Linked DNA regions of Homo sapiens: region 2 is linked to region 1. Evidence: chromatin loops called from intact Hi-C (ENCODE). Cell type or tissue: K562. All regions are shown on one strand. Links, peaks and the distances in the headings refer to the core of each region. The heading gives the core; the rest is flanking DNA.

Region 1 (2,930 bases), core at 273-2,772:
TACCTGACTTCAAACTATACTGAAAACACATTTTTAATGAAAATTATGTTATTGGGTTATAAGACAGGATACATAAAAATAAAATATTTCAGTAAAATTTAATCTTTTATTCAAAATTAGAAATTTTACTTATTAGAAAGTACATTTTTAGTGATTGTCCAAACCGCTAGCCACTATTTATTATTTAAAATCTTTAGTATTAAGGAAAATACTTAGTTATGCACTGAATCTCCAAATAGATAAAAAGAATAATCAACTACTGTTTATATCAATTAAAAGAAATTAAAATTCTTATGCAATTAAAAAATTATCTCTCATATTAAGGAAATATAGTACATGCATAATTAATGTTAGCTCCCTTTCCCCATTTCATAAAGAATCATATACCCCCCTCTCACTCTTCCTAAGAAAGCATATGAAAGTTCTAGATATAAAAATCTTAAAGTTTTATTTCCCCTAACATTATTTGATCATAAAGTTCCCTGGTCAGTAGAACATAAGACTTTTTCAAGTTATCCATGAAGTAAAGTGGTTCAGAAATTTTCAGTGGATTAAATCCATCTTCCACCAACTGATGCTTCAATAGTTTGAATGTTCCTGTTGCTTCCATTTTTTCCTGTAAAGCAATTACCAGGATGAGTAGAATCATTTAATAACTATAATATATACATATATAGTTAATACTATAGACTGTAATATTAAATTATGACACTTTATATCTAGTGATCTCTGTATTTTCTAATAATTTAACACTAGAAATAAAAAATGTATTTTAGAATATTAAAATCTTTAGTTTGATTTACCTGTAAACTTTACTTAAATATAAACTCATTCAATATATAAGAATTATGAACATAATAAACTGATTATAATTATGTCTAAAATACATAGGTTATCTCTTCAATTCAATGCCAATATAACATTATGTATAGAGAATGCCATAAGATGCTAAGGAGATAAAAGCCACAAAAGACAGCAATTTCTACTACAGGTACACACAAATCTATCATAAAAAGCAGAATACTATAAGAGCCAGACGGGGTGCAGAATGTTCTAAAACATGGCTTAAATATACCCAGAGGGGTTACTTGAATGGTCTAAAACTTGAGGTACCTCAGTGAATTTCCAAGGTCCTCACAGGATATCTTGTTTTCAAGAGAAACTCAGTGACATCTGTTAGTCACCAGTCACAAACTACTAGCTCAAGGTTCACAGTTTCAATAGTAATTTGTAATACATTCAATGATGTCATTATCTTTGCAAAATTGGGTTTTTGGTAGTTGCTGGGATAAAAAGCAAGTACAGCCAAAAATCATCATGGAACATGAAATCAGGCTCTCCCTGTCCAGTCCAATCTAATTCCAAGGTCTGAAGAACTGTGGCCCAACTTACATCTCCTTAGTGACTGATTGTGGTTATTTGAAAATGAAATGAAAGCATTTACTTATTTATATGGATTATTTTTCAGGTGGCTACTCATTTGTTAGACCTAAATACTTACCAATCTGTTTTTCCTTAACTAGTGAATAAACAAATGTTTAGGTATTTGTTTTGACCCAAGAGTGCTATGAGACATTAAAGATGCCATGAGTCTAGAAAGTTTAAGAATCTCTGTTTCAAGGTGTTTAAAGGAGATAAGAGTGTATCCCTTTGTGGGAATTTCAGGCATGGATAAACAGTCTGTTTAAGTGAGATGACATGTAGAGACCCTACAACATTCTATGAGTAGCTTGGCCATTTTTATTTATCCTTTTGGACTATTTGAGTCAACTTCACTTTGAACCCCCTTCCCTGATCTCCCTTCCCTCCTCCATCTCCCCTGATCCAACACTGTCATCACAGCCAGATATGGCTGTGCAAGCAAACATATCCTTTTACTCTTTTCTTAAAAATTAGCAGCTCACTGTATTTATACAATTTAGTGTTCTGCCATTTTTAAGCTTAATATTATACAAAGTATATTTTCCTGGGTCCTGTAATTTTCTTCAAAATTGAACTTAGAAAATTGTTTTATAAGGTCTCATTTAATTATCATATTTTAATTAACTTTGCCCTTATTCATGAACTTTTAGAGAATATCAAAATTTTTAACACTAGAAATAAAAAATGTGTTTTAGAATATTAAAATCTTTATACATCTTTGATTACTTCCTAAGATGCATTTTGACTAAGTCAAAATATATGCAAACTGTTAAGAGTCTGATCATATATTACCAAATTGTTTTCTAGAGAGGTTATAACAATTTATGGTTCCATGAGCAGAATGAAAGGACCAAGTTCGTTTTATCCCAGCCACACTGAATATTATATTTTTGTGAATTATTGGCAAAAAGGCTTCTTCCATTTTTTAATTTGTGCTAAATAGATTTGTAATACAATACTTGTTTGACTCATTTTGTCAGAAGTAACTTTTACTTTTGCATTTCTTTTATGAGATCATTTATTACTAACATTCATTTATTAAACAAATATTTGACTGCTGTCAGGCTTTATTTCTAACTATAGTGAATACTCTAATAAACATAACAGTCATGGTCCATGTTCTTTTTAGGTGCTTAAGGATCCTAAAATACTTTCTAAATTTGTGCAAGGCTGATCTAATCTTCTAAAGTAGTCTTGAGCTAAAACATTTTTTCTATTTAATGAAAGTGAATTTTATGTTGCCTTGGAAAAAAACTCTTAAAATATTATTTGTCCTGTCAACTTTCTACTCCATCAAAATATATTACTTATGGGGTTGGGTGAGGATGAGGAGGGACAAGAGGGAGCTCGCTATGGTTGTAAAAGGACAACATGGGGGAAAGATTTTGAAATTATTCATATCTTTACTATGGTCATGAATGCATGAAGTTGCACAGGTGATAAAACTGTATAGAAAATATACGCACACATATAAGTGTAAGTAAAGCAGAATTTTTAATAAGATGGGT
Region 2 (2,930 bases), core at 204-2,703, 50 kb before region 1:
GATCTTTCTCATTGGGCATGATATTATTTTTAAGTGAGGAGATGATAATATAACTCGTTTTCTACAAATATCATCCCATTTTTCTTCTCTCCATAGAAAAACATTTTGAAAAAGTCTACTCAACTTCTATTTACTTATAAACTCACCTCAGTATGGCCTCTCCCTCCTCTGTGCACTAAAACTGTTCTTGTCAAGGTCACCAATAATCTCCACATTACCCAATACATGACCCATGTGTCTGGCTAAGGACCATGTCTATGCACTCAATTACTACACTTTTCAAATATATTCAACACATCTCTGATCACTCTCTACTTTATGAAATCCTGTTATTACATCATATTCCCCTTTTCTCCTCACTCTTGTCCTCCTCTAGGCTTTTTTCTTTCTTTCTTTCTTTCTTTTTTTTTTTTTTTTTTTTTTTTTTTTTTTTTTTTTTTTTTTTTTTTTTTTGCTTACTGCAGCCTCAAACTCTGAGGCTCAAGCATTCCTCCCACCTCAGTAGCCTCCTGAGTAGCTGGGACTACAAACATGTGCCACCATGCATGTCCAGTTAATTTTTTTTTTTTTAATTTCTGTGGAGAGAAAGTCTTGCTATGTTGCCGAAGCTGGTCTCAAAATCCTAGCCTCAAGTGATCCAACCGCCTTGGCCTTCCAAGTAGTTGGGATTACATGCATGAGCCACTGCACCCCGTCACTTTTTTTTCCCTTTTGGTTCTTCTATTATCTCCCTTTTAAATGTTCATAGGCTGAAGTCCTGATTACTTTTTTCTTCTTCGTCTGTTACTTCACCTAATGATATGATCTAGTCCCAGAATTTACATGTGCTGACCTGTCCCTGAACCTCAGACTCATATCTCAAACTGCCTACTTGACCTCTCCACTTGTATATTCCAGTAATTCTAAAAAATAACATGGTCAAAGCAGAACACTTGATTTGTATCCTGTAAACATTTTTTCTTCAAAGTCTCCTTCCAAGTTAGAAATTGACAATACCTTGGGCCCAGTGACCAAGCTAGAAACCTGTGAGTTATTCTTAACTTATTGCCCTCACACACCACAACATTCATTTTATCGGCAAAGTCCATTGCTTCTACCAAACTATTCTTAGGTCATTGAAGTTTCTGTAATCCACTGGGGCCACCCTAGTTGAAGATTTTCCTGCTTTAACTCTTCCCCCCCAGTCCACGCTGTACACAGCAGAGTGAACTGTTGGAAACATAAATGAGAACATCTCACTTCTCTGCTTAAAATTTCTTGTTGGCTTATTGGCTTCCTACTACATTTAAAATGAGGTGAAATTCATTTCCTTATCTTGGCCTTCCAGACCTTGCAATATCTGCCTTTCTTCTCTTCTCTTCTCTCATCTATGTATTCTTAACTCTTACTGCTCCAACCACGATGGATTGTGTAAGATCTTTGCTGCTTCAAAGTCTTGTACTTACTCTGCTTGTAAGATTGTTTGCCAGAATTTTCCCATGCTGGCTCCTTCTCATCCTCTAGGTTTATCTAGAGTAGATTCCCTCAGTGGAACCCCATACTCTTATCATATTATTGTGTTTGTTTTTCTCTTAGCACTTACCATTCAGTAGTCATCTTTTTAAAAAGTTTATTTATAAAGTGTACACACTAAATGAAGGCAGAGACTCTGTCCAACTCTTATCAGAGTATTCCCAGCAGTATAGTTCCTGGGAATAATAGAAACACAATAATATGTGAGCGAATCAATGAACATCTAAACTAAGTTGAGTTTTTCTCCCTCACACTTTTAAAATCCTCTGGTTGAGTGATTTCAAGTCATTTCCCACCTTATCCCCAAAGATATTATAATATGCAGTTGACCCTTGAACAAGGTAAGGGTTAAGGGAATCAAGTCCCTGCTCAGTCAAAACCCTGTGTTTAACTTTTTGACTTCTCCAAATTTTAACTACTAATTACCTACTGGTGACCAGAAGCCTTACTGATAGATAACATAAACAGGAAATTATATGTATTATATAATTATAATATGTATTATATACTGTATTATATGTATTATATACTGTATTCTTAAAATAAAGTAAGAGAAAAGAAAATGTTACTAAGAAATTCATAAGAAAGAGAAAATCCTTTTACATTACTATATTTATTGATAGCTTAAGTTTACATTGTCTGTTTCCAAGATGAATTATCTGTCTGGAATGGTGGGCAACCGCAGCTGCAACCTCAATCTACAATACATATCATGCAATTTGACTTTTTCTTGTGTAGGTCATGGCTTTTCTCTGCTTCTTGGGAGCCCTTTCAGCATCGCTAGTGGTACTCTGTGTGGGTCCCATGGTGTCATTCAAGGTTTATGATATTGCACTAAACAGGATGAAAAATACAGGAGATCCACTAGAGATTACTTTTTACTGTGATATGCAATTTACTGAAGCCATAAATGGCTCACAGGGAGGTGACTGGTTTCACATGGCACTTTTTGTTTTTGTTTTTTTTTAAGACAAGAGTCTCTGTCACCCAGGCTGGAGTGCAGTGGCGTGATCCCAGCTCACTGCAACTTCTGCCTCCTGGGTTCAAGCAATTCTCCTGCCTCAGCCTTCCCAGTAGCTGGAATTACAGGCACGTGCCACCACGCCTGGCTAATTTTTTGTATTTTTAGTAGAGACGAAGTTTCATCATGTTGGCCAGGCTGGTTATGAACTCCTGACCTCAAGTGATTTGCCCGCCTCGGTATCCCAAAGTGCTGAGATTACAGGCGTGAGCCACCACGCCCTGCCTCACATGGCATTTTAAGCAGATAGAATACTTGAGTTCACAGAAGTAGCAACAGGAGGTTGCTAAAAAATTATTACAGTAGTACAGTATGTACTATAGTTAATTTTATGCAGTTATTTAATATTTCATCTTTACATTTGTTTACATTTCTCTTTGGTGCACTGTTCAGTCTG

Evidence for each region. A loop is a pair of places that touch in the nucleus more often than their neighbours do. Peaks named below come from ENCODE experiments on the same cell type or tissue, not always from the same donor. Only the 100,000 strongest peaks of a DNase experiment are listed, where the experiment ranks them.
Region 2: it touches region 1 in a loop (2.1-fold over the local background); 2 of 110 quality-filtered maps call a loop at or near these places.

The regions. Positions count from the first base shown.
Region 1 is chr5:129,030,792-129,033,721 of GRCh38, reverse strand. SLC27A6 (solute carrier family 27 member 6) reads right to left here. Exons shown (of 10, transcript NM_001017372.3): 10 at 87-616. The coding sequence ends at 440. Among named protein-coding and RNA genes, the nearest start is that of ISOC1, 62 kb to the left of the region's middle. In K562, for the core only: no CTCF peak of the experiment used is centred there; no DNase peak of the experiment used is centred there.
Region 2 is chr5:129,080,847-129,083,776 of GRCh38, reverse strand. It overlaps LOC102723638 (a long non-coding RNA gene), which reads right to left and starts at 327. Exons shown (of 2, transcript XR_002956247.2): 1 at 1-327. In K562, for the core only: no CTCF peak of the experiment used is centred there; DNase peaks (open chromatin) are centred at 816 and 1,286.